Linked DNA regions of Homo sapiens: region 1 is linked to region 2. Evidence: chromatin loops called from intact Hi-C (ENCODE). Cell type or tissue: B cell. All regions are shown on one strand. Links, peaks and the distances in the headings refer to the core of each region. The heading gives the core; the rest is flanking DNA.

Region 1 (5,374 bases), core at 186-5,185, 270 kb after region 2:
TGTAAAACACTTCCCATCGGCGGCCGTGTATACTGATCCCACATTGGAATGATACTATTTTGAACAAGCTGGGTAATTTACAAAAATTTTCACCTTTTTGTTTGTTTTCTTTTTGTTTTTTGACTTGTAAAAATGTAGCTATGGCCGGGCACCGTGGCTCATAGCCTGTAATCCCAGCACATTGGGAGGCCAAGGCAGGCGGATCACCTGAGGTCAGGAGTTCAAGACCAGCCTGGCCAACATGGTGAAACCCCATCTCTACTAAAAATACAAAAATTAGCTGAGTGTGGTGAGGCACTCCTGTAATTCCAGCTACTCCGGAGGCTGAGGTAGGAGAATTGCTTGAACCCAGGAGGCGGAGGTTGCAGTGAGCTGAGATCGCACCACGGCACTCCAGTTTGGGTGACAAACTGAGACTCCGTTTCAAAAAAAAAAAATTGTACCTATAAGACCCACACAAATATGCCCAACTGATATTGGACAAAAGAGCAAAGCGTCTCAATGAAGGAAGAGCAGCCTCTTCAACAAACGACGCGGGAGTCATTGCACATCCATAGGCAATAAATAAATAAATAAACCTCGACCCCGTAAAACTTTTAGGAAAATAACAGGAGAAAACCTTCAGGATCGGCCGGGCGCGGTGGCTCACGCCTGTAATCCCAGCACTTTGGGAGGCTGAGGTGGGCAGATCACGAGGTCAGGAGATCAAGATCATCCTGGCTAACACAGTGAAACCCCGTCTCTACTAAAAATACAAAAAATTAGCCGGGCGTGGTGGTGGGCGCCTGTAGTCCCAGCTACTCGGGAGGCTGAGGCAGGAGAATGGCGTGAATCTGGGAGGCGGAGTTTGCAGTGAGCCGAGATCGCGCCCCTGCACTCCAACCTGGGCGACAGAGCGAAACTCTGTCTCAAAAACAAAAAAAAAGAAAAAAACTTTCAGGATCTAGGACTAGGTCAGGAGTTCTTGAGCTTGACATGAAAAGTATGATTCATAAAAGGCACAACTCATAACCTGGACTTCATCAACATTAAAGTCTTTTGCTTTGTGCAAGATCCTGTTAAGAGGATGAAAAAAAGAACTACAGACTGGGAGAAATATTTGCAATCCTCATATCTAGCAAAGGACTAGTTTCTAGAGTGTATAATCAACTCTCAAAACTCAGTAGTCAACAAACAAAAAATGGATTAGACGATGTCTCTTTGTCTCTTTGGGTATCTGTCTTCATTGCAGTGAATCGTTTGTATACATTGTTTTATTACAGTCACAAAAGAAATCATGTATTAACAGGAATAAAAAAGCAGGTTGTTACCTGTCACTAGAACAATATTATCGCTTCTGGTTGCCACAATAAATCATATTATGACTTTTTCCAAAATCCTCCAACCAAAGGTTGTCCCCATAAGCCTTTCGATATATATTATTAAGATATAAGAAGATGCTTAAGAGACAAAGAGATCTTCCGCCAAAGAATCAGATACCTGGATGGCAAATAAACACACAAAACGATATTCGACATCACGAGCCATTAGGGAAATGCTGATTAAAACCACAATGAGATGTCACTACACACCCATCAGGATGCTTAAAAAAAATAATAGTGACAACCTCAAATACTGATGAGGATGTGGAGAAACAAGGCACTCGTAAATTTCTGGTGGGAGTGTAAAACGGCCCAGCCACTCTATGCAACAGTTTAGCAATTGCTTTAAAAACTAAGCACATAGGCCGGGAACGGTGGCTCACGCTTGCAATCCCAGCACTTTGGGAGGCCGAGGCGGGAGGATTGCTTGAGCCCAGGAGTTCGAGACCAGCCTGAGCAACATGGCAAAAACCCTGTCTCTATTTTTACTAGATAAAAAACGTATTTTAAAAAACTAATCACACAATCAATCCACATATGACTCGGCAAGTGCATTTGTGGGAATTTATCCTAGAGAAACGAAAACTTAGGTTCCAACAAAACCCCACACATGAATGTTCCTAGTAGCTTTATTCACAGTCGCCCCTGAATGGGAAGCCATGGTTCATGTCCATCAGTCCGTGAGCGCGTGGACCGTGGGGTGCTGCTACTCAGCAGTAGAAAGGAACAAGTTCTTGACACACAGGACAGCTTGGATAGAGCTTCACAGGATGATGCTGAACCAAAAAAAGTCCATCTCAAAGCTGACATCATGCAGGGTTCCAGTTACGTAAAATTCTTACAGAGGAGTGGTTGCCCTGTGCCAGGGCAGCGTGGAGGAACCCTGCGGTGGGGGAGTGGTTCTGCGTCTAGCTAGTGGTAGTAGTTGCCGGAAGCTACATGTATCCCAGTGGCACAGGATTCTAAACACACAAGCACAGATGGGTGCCTGTAATACCCGTGAGACCTGTGGACTGTACCAACCTCAATTTCCTGGTTTGGAGAGTGTACTATGCTTCTATGCAGGATGTCACCATGGGGGGAAGTGGGTGAAGGGTGTATAGGGCCTCCCGGTACTTTTTTTTTTTTTGCAACTTCCTGTAGTTACTTCGAAATAAAAACTTTTAAACGTGGCTAATGGAAAATTTTAAATCACAGAGGTGGCTCACGTTACATTTCTATTGGGCACTGTTAGCCTAAACCGGGGGATCCACAAACCATGGCCCGAGGGCCAAATTGAGGCTGCCCTCTGCCTCTGTACAGCCCATGAACGAAGACTTTTTTAAATGAATAGACTTTCTTTTTTAGAGCGATTTTAGGTTCACAGAAAAACTGAGCAGAGTACAGCGAGTTTCCCCTCAATGTACACACTTTCCCATACCATTAATGTCTTGCATTTGCGTGGTACATTTGCTGTAACTGATGAGCCAATATTGATACATTATCAGTAATAACTGACGTTCAGGGCTTCTACTAGGTTCACTCTTGGTGTTGTACAGTCTATGGGGTTTCAGAGACACAGTGGCAGGCGTCCATCATTGCAGCCTCACACAGAATAGTGTCACTGCAGCCGGGCGCGGTGGCTCACGCCTGTAATCCCAGCACTGTGGGAGGCCAAGGAGGGTGCATCACCTGAGGTCAGGAGTTCAAGATCAGCCTGGCCAACGTGGTGAAACCCCGTCTCTACTGAAAATACAAAAATTAGCTGGGTGTGGTGGCGGGAGCCTGGAATCCCAGCTACTCAAGAGGCTGAGGCAGGAAAATCGCTTGAACCCAGGAGGTGGAGGTTGCAGTGAGCTAAGATTGTGCCATTGCACTTCAGCTTGGGCACAAAGAGCAAAACTCTGTCTCAAAAAAAAAAAAAAAAAAAAAAGACAAGAAAAGAAAAGGAAAAAGAATAGTGTCGCTGCCTTTGGAATCCAGTATCTGCCCATTTATCTTTTTCTCCTCTTGAGCCCCCAGCAGGTGTTGATCTGTTTACTGTCTTCACAATTTTGCCTTTTCCAGAATGTCCTAGAGCTGGAATCATGCAGCTTGCAGCCTTTTCAGACTGGTGTTTTTTGTTTTTTTTGAGATAGGGTCTCACTCTGTGACCCAGGTTGGAGGGCAGTGGTGCAATCTAAGCTCACTGCAACCTCCGCATTCTGGGCTCAAGCAATCCTCCTGCCTCAGCCCCCCAAGTAGCTGGGACTACATGTGTGAGCCACCATGCCCGGCTAATTTTTGTATTATTATTATAATTTTTTTTTTTTTTTTTTGTAGAGACAAGGTTTCACCATGTTGCCCAGGCTGGTCTCCTGAGCTCAAGTGATCACCCACCTCGGCCTCCCAAAGCGCTGGGATTACAGGTGTGAGCCACCGCACCCGGCCCAGATTGGCTTCTTCCACGTAGCAATGTACATTTCAGCATCCTCCACATCTGCTCAAGGCTTGACAGCTCATTTCCTTTTATCCATAAACAATATTCCCTTGCAGGGAAGCGCCACCGTTCGCACATCCACCCACCACCACAGGGTATCCTGACTGCTTCCACCGCGCCCGTATGAATGAAGTGGTTACAAACACCTGCGTGCAGGTTTCATGTGAAGGATGGTTTTGAACATTTTTAAATGTTGAAAAAAATCCAGAGGAGAATATTTCACAACACATGAAAATTATATGAAATTCCACTTTCAGTATCCTTAATAAAACGTGAATGGGGCTGGGCGCGGTGGCTCACGCCTGTAACCCCAGCACTCTGGGAGGCCGAGGCGGGGGGATTACCTGAGGTCAGGAATTTGAGACCAGCCCGGCCAACACGGCGAAACCCCATCTCTAGTAAAAATACAAAAATTAGCCGTGTGTGGTGGTGGGCACCTGTAGTCCCAGCTACTCGGGAGGCTGAGGCAGGAGAATTGCTTTAACTCAGGAGGTGGAGGTTGCAGTGAGCCAAGATCACACCACTGCACTCCAGCCTGGGCGAGAGAGTGAGACACTGTCTCAAAAAAAAAAAAAATTAATGGAACACAGCCATGCCAATTAACATACATTGTGTGGTGGCTTCCATGCTACAAGGGCAGAATTGAAAAGCTGCAGCCAAAACCATCTGGCCCCCAAAGCAGAAAATACTTGCTGTCTGGCCCACCTGCCAACCCCTGGAATAGACAATTACAATTCCCAACTTTGAAAGTCCAGGAAGAAAACCAACCAAAATGATAACGGCAACACCAGAGGGATCAAAGATCACAAATATTTCCCTTCTGCCTTTCCCCCAAATTTCTTTTTTTTTTTTTTTTTTTTTTTTTTTGAGATGGAGTCTCACTCTGTTGCCCAGGCTGGAGTGCAGTGGCGTGATCTCGGCTCACTGCAACCTCCGCTTCCTGGGTTCAAGTGATTCTCCTGCCTCAGCCTCCCGAGTAGCTGGAATTACAGGCATCCACCACCACGCCTGGCTAATTTTAGTACTTTTTAGTAGAGACGGGGTTTCACTATGTTGGCCAGGCTGGTCTCGAACTCCTGACCTCAGGTGATCCGCCCGCCTTGGGCTCTCAAAGTGCTGGGATTACAGACCTGAGCCACCAGGCCTGGCCACCCTCGAATTTCTAAAATGAACACAATCTCTTTTGTCTCTTTGGAAGCCCATTTCTATAGTGTCTTTGCCGGGGCCCCAGCAACCTGTCTGGGACTCCTGACCAGACTCACTCGCTCAGCTCTAGGGGTCGACGAGGCTGGGCCATGAGGAGCAACTGACATGACAGAAACAAGGAGTTTCTCAGGGCCCTGATTGTGTTTGGTTTTTTGCTTTTTGTTTTTAACCAGAGTCACTGCTCAGCCATCACTTGTGCTGAAGGCTTGAGCTCTGCGTCACCCTTTCCTAAAACGGGGTGATGACCACACTGATGTCGGGAGCTGTTTCTGGGATTCAGGTTGGCACCCATAGAGCATATGCCGCGGTGAACAGTGCTCCCCCAAGATTCATGTCCACACAGAAGCTC
Region 2 (5,374 bases), core at 207-5,206:
ACAAAAAAATTAGCTGGGCATGGTGGCAGGCGCCTGTAGTCCCAGCTACTCTGGAGGCTGAGGCAGGAGAATGGTGTGAACCCGGGAGGCTGAGCTTGCAGTGAGCCGAGATCGCACCACTGCACTCCAGCCTGAGCGACAGAGCAAGACTCCGTCTCAAAAAAAAAAAAAAGAAAAAAAGAAATTAACCAGGTGTGGTGGTGTGCGCCTGTAGTCCCAGCTATGCGGGAGGCTGAAGTAGGAGAATCACTTCAGCCCGGGAGATAGAGGCTACAGCAAGCCGTGATCATGCCACTCCACTCCAGCCTAGGCGACAGAGCGAGACCCTGTCTCACACACACACACACACACAAAATTCAGTGCTGAAGAACCCACTTAATCAGTGGTCGAGGATAATAAAAGTCCTCACATGGGGAGTTAGAGACAAGAAATCATGACATGGAAAATCTCCCAGTTTCTCTGGCTTGATACTTTAAGATATCTTTACACGCCTATGACACTATCGAAAAGGAATAAAAAGATAAAACCCAATAAAGGTAGCACGGGGTGGGGCAGAGGGGATATTTACATTAACTCGTGGCTGCTGGTGCTATCAACTGCTTCAACCTTTCCTGTGTTAAAGAAAAAACATTTGGCCGGGAGTCATGGCTCGCACCTGTAATCCCAACACTGTGGGAGGCTGAAGTGGGAGGATCGCTTGAGTCCAGGAGTTCAAGACCAGCCTGAGCAACATAGCAAGACCCCATCTCTATTAAAAATAATAATCATATGGCCGGGTGCGGTGGCTCATGCCTGTAATCCTAGCACTTTGGAAGGCCGAGGTGGGTGGATCATGAGGTCAGGAGTTCAAGACCAGCCTGGTCAAGATGGTGAAACCCTGTCTCTACTAAAAATACAAGAGTTAGCCAGGCGTGGTGTCAGTGAGCTGAGATCATGCCACTGCACTCCAGCCTGGGCAAAAGAGTGAGACTCCGTCTCAAAAAATAATAACAATAATAATTTTTAAAATAAAGAAAAAAAGTATTCATGACTCTTGTTAAAGACAGGTAGGAAGACCTTATTCCAGGGGGGCTACCACAATGGGGTTTAGCTGTAGGAGAGCCAGATTGGGCTCAGTCTCACTCTACCAAGGACGAGTAGGACATGCAGTCCAGGAGCAAGTGTGCCGGGTGGGTGGAAAATGACTAAGAGGAGACATTGAGGAGACGGGATGCTTACTCGGCCAACTCAGCAGAAATCTTCCTGAAAGCAGGCCAGGGTAACAAGATATCGAGAGTGGAGGATGAGGAATCTGATCAAATACTGAGGGTGATCACATAGGATTTCCACTAAACTGACTCAGCAGGACTCTTGCTAAACCCGAACTAAAGAAGCCGAGGACAGAGCCCAAGGTCAGCGCCTTGAAGGCTTAGTGGAGTAGAGTTAGGTCGAGAAGAGGGTCTGTCACCTGATAGCCATCTGATCATAACAGCCAAGTAGCTTTTCCATCCTTTGTCCAATAACCTTTCTCTAAGCACTGTACCCCAAGGAAAGAAGGCAAAGGTTAAAAAAGAAAGAAAGAAAAGGAAAAAGTCAGTGGTGTCAAGATACTCACAGCTGCATTATTTTTGTTTGTTTGTTTTGTTCTGTTTTTTGAGACAGAGTCTCGCTCTGTTGCCCAGGCTAGAGTGCAGTAGTGTGATCTTGCCTCACTGCAATCTCCTCCTCCCAGGTTCGAGCAATTCCCATGCCTCAGCCTCCCAAGTAGCTGGGATTACAGGTGCGCACCACCATGCCCAGCTAATTTTTGTATTTTTAGTAGAGATGTGTTTTCAGCACGTTGGCCAGGCTGGACTACACCATTTTTTAAATAAAATGTTGTCAATAGACCCAAAGCCTGACAATAGAATCCCAAGTGAACAAAGGCTGGTAAATTGCTGCCTTTTGAAGCAGCTGAAGCTGAACACTGGGGCTCGGAAGCCAGAACGCTTGGGTTCCAGCTCAGCTCCTCCAGTCACCAAGTGATTTTAACCGCTCTCTGCCTCAGTTTCCAACCTGTAAACTGAGGATTGTACTAAGTCCTACCTCAAGAACTACCTCCAAGCTTCAGTGAGATCGTGGCTATTGCCCAGTGCCCACGGACTGAAGGAAATGTCCTGTAGCCACGAGCTACAATCAACCACCGCACACCCTTTCCATCCAAGTGCTCTATGAGATCGCAGAGAAAATGGAAACATACGTGGGGTGACCCAAGGAGCTCCCCAGCAAAGCGGGATTGAGGTACAGAGCCAAAAACCAAAGGAAGAGTTACCCAAGCATGGCTGGGATGTCCTGAGAGGAGCAGGAGCAGACCTTTCATGCCATCTCCAGACCAGGCCCAGGCAGGTAAGAGGGTGAACAGGACCAGGAATTCGCACAACCCCAGGGGCCGACAGGAGAACCTGCAGAACCACGGACCCCAGACCTGCGAGCCACCAAGATCTGCGCCGGCCTCAAGCACACCCCAAATGCACTCCAGCCGAGGCCTGGCCAGGCCCCTGGACCACTGCCTCGGCTCCTCACTCAGGCCCTGCCTCCCTGGCGGCCCTCTCGAGCCCCACCCCACAGCCAGCTCCTGCTTAAACCTAGCAATGCCCCCCAGGCCTGGAATTCTATTATCAGCTTGAACTAGGTCCCGCTGAGAGTGACAGGAAACCCAAATAATGGAAATTGCAACGAGGCAGAGTGTGTTGAATTCTCCCCGGGAGGATGCAGCCTGGAGCTGAGCTACACAGGACGCTGGGGACCAGGCCCCTTCTGTGCACCCCGGCCATCCCCGGGGAGCCCCTCATCAGGCGGCTTAGGGTGGCTTGCCAGCCAGAGGCATCAGATGGAGGAAAAAATCAAAAAAGAAGAGAAGCAAAGCTAGCTTCCGGCAAGAGGCTGGGACTGCTACAAGACATTCTCCTTTTGCCCCATTGGTCAAAATGTGGTCACGTGGCCCTGCTTTGCTGCAAGGAATGCTGGGAAATGTAGTCTTTCTTCTAGCAGCCATCTTATCATGGAAAGAGGGGAGAACAGATATTAGGGGACAACTAACCAGCTCTGCCACAGCGGAAAATCCAGATTCCGCCACGGCCTACAGGCTCCTCCTGGTCGACCCTCTCGGGAGCCCCGGTGCCTCCCTTCCTCCATGCCTGGTCCCTCTGCCTGAAGCCTTCCCGCCCTCTCTCCTGGCTCCATGCATCCTGTGGGCCTCCCACAACGCTGGTGCCAGCAAAGCCCGATCTCCTCTCCCGAGGCCGCCTGCATTCCCCCTGTGCGTGCATCGTAACCTGTGTCCCTGACTCACAGGGATCCTTACCCTCCCCAAGGTCTGTGCTCCCCAGGGAGGAGCCAAACCTCTGGGTGCCCTGAGCCCCAGCCCTGCAGAGCAGGCACCCCACGCGGTGGTTGCAGGCACCGGGCAGTCGCTCCATCCTGGTTTTCAGCTTTTGGTGCACAGAAGCATGAAGAAGAGGGGTCACTGGCACGGAGTCCTCCTTGAGAGTGTGTTCCAGTCGGCCAGGCAGGGGCAGCCGGGGATCCGTACCAGTGGTCCCTGCCCACCTGGGTTAGGAAAGGCTGGCTGGCCTGGGGAGGCTGTGGACGGCGTCTGCGGTGTCATCTGAGTGCCACGGCCATCGCTTCGAGACGGCGTCTGCTTGCTGCAGCCAGCCAAAGGTCTTAAGGAAGGCCGGGGCCACTGTCGGCAGGTGTGTGGCTCCAGATTGAAATTGTGACAATACCTCCAACCATGCCCTTCCGTCTTCCCACCGCGCAATCCAGTGCACCACCTCCCACCATGCAATCCAGCGCACCACCTCCCAGCAAAACCTCCAGGATCCGCCTCAAACCCAGCCCCATCCCACAGCCACCACCCTGGTCCGGGCCACCAATAGCTCTTGCTCAGACACAGGCAGTCACCTCTCCAGGGAGCACCCAGTGTCCATTCTGCCCTCGTTCTGGTCTATCCTTCACCCACAAATGGAGAGTATATTTTAGCATTAGATCAGTTCATGTCACTCTCTTGCTTAAAACCCCCGCCTGGCTTCCACTGCCTGGCATGAGAATCACCGCCACCTGCCCTACGGGACTGGCCCTGCCACCCCTGCCACCTGCCCCATGCCCGCTCCCCTAGCTCATGGTCCCCCAGAGTCACTGGCCTCCACCATCCTCTCAGCGAAACCCCACCAGCCACCACTGCGTGCCGCCCACCCACCCCGCCAGCCTCTCCATCACGTCTTCCTGCCTTCCCTTCTTTTGGGAAACTCTTTTTTTCTTGTTTGTTCATTTTATCTTCTGTGTCCCCAACTCGAATGGAGGCCACGAGGAACATTGTCTGTCTCATTCACTTCTGTGTCCCCAGAACCTAGAACCATGCCTGGCACACAGAACGTGCTTAATAGGAACTGAGACAGAGACATACAGGGAAGGAAAGAGGGAGAGAGACAGAGAAAGAGAGAGAAAATAAGAGAAGGGGAAGGAGAGATGGGGGAGAGGGAGGGAGAACCGCACACTGAATCCAGGGGTTCCTCTCCCACCCTTCATGTGCCTATGGTAACAAGGGAGTCCCCCTCTTCTGACCCCTTGTTGTCATCAAGCAAGAACGTCCGAGCCCCAGGCACCCTCTGAAATTCCCAAGAAGGAAGCATCCCAAGAAGGAAGCATCCCAAGAAGGAAGGCCCACAGGACGCTGGTCTGGAGCCATCCGGTTCCCGGTCTGCTCACCACGCTCAAGGAGCCCCTTAACAGGACCAGGAGGAGAACAGGCACCCAGCCTGGGGTTCCCCCCGGACAAGGCCATGCTGTGACCCAGGCTTGGTCCTGGCCCTGACCATGGGAAGCCCACCCCACAGGCCCTCACCCAGGCAGGCCTGAGGCCCATGCACCACTAAAGGCCTGGAGAGGGGGTCCCACCCCAGCCTCACCTGGGTCCCCTGGGGTCAGGGTGAGCTGGGACAGAGGGACCACCTGTTGCTATGGGAGAGGGAGAGGGCACGACTTTCCCAGTGGAATGGGCTCCTGCTGTGCTCTGAGCCCTGGGTCACTGTCCCCACTCTGGGGAGGGAGGGGAGGAGCCTGGAGCACCAAGGGCGCGGCTGGCAATAAAGGCAGATGCTCAAGTTGATGCCACCCCACGCACGTGAGGCTGGGACCAGGGGTGGCACTGACACGGCTGGGGAGCCCACTCCCGAGGTTCGACCCGGGGATGTGCACAGCCACATTCCAAAGGCGCACGGGATGAGATCAGCCCGGGTGACCCTGGGACTTTGTCCTCCTCGGCAGGAGCCAGCCCTGTGCACCCTGTGTGCCTGTCCATCTGGAAGGCCCAGCATGAGAGGCCCGGCCGTCCTCCTCACTGTGGCTCTGGCCA

The links. Peaks named below come from ENCODE experiments on the same cell type or tissue, not always from the same donor. Only the 100,000 strongest peaks of a DNase experiment are listed, where the experiment ranks them.
Region 1: it touches region 2 in a loop (16-fold over the local background); 3 of 110 quality-filtered maps call a loop at or near these places.

Annotation. Positions count from the first base shown.
Region 1 is chr17:79,994,875-80,000,248 of GRCh38, forward strand. All of the region lies in intron 3 of TBC1D16 (TBC1 domain family member 16), which reads right to left. Among named protein-coding and RNA genes, the nearest start is that of TBC1D16, 38 kb to the right of the region's middle. In B cell, for the core only: no CTCF peak of the experiment used is centred there; a DNase peak (open chromatin) is centred at 2,347; H3K4me3 peaks cover 1,171 bases; H3K27ac peaks cover 1,525 bases.
Region 2 is chr17:79,725,806-79,731,179 of GRCh38, forward strand. It overlaps ENPP7 (ectonucleotide pyrophosphatase/phosphodiesterase 7), which reads left to right and starts at 5,138. Exons shown (of 6, transcript NM_178543.5): 1 at 5,138-5,374. The coding sequence starts at 5,335. RefSeq lists enhancers at 2,017-2,977, 2,776-2,895, 2,802-3,096, 2,978-3,937. In B cell, for the core only: no CTCF peak of the experiment used is centred there; a DNase peak (open chromatin) is centred at 2,946; H3K4me3 peaks cover 577 bases.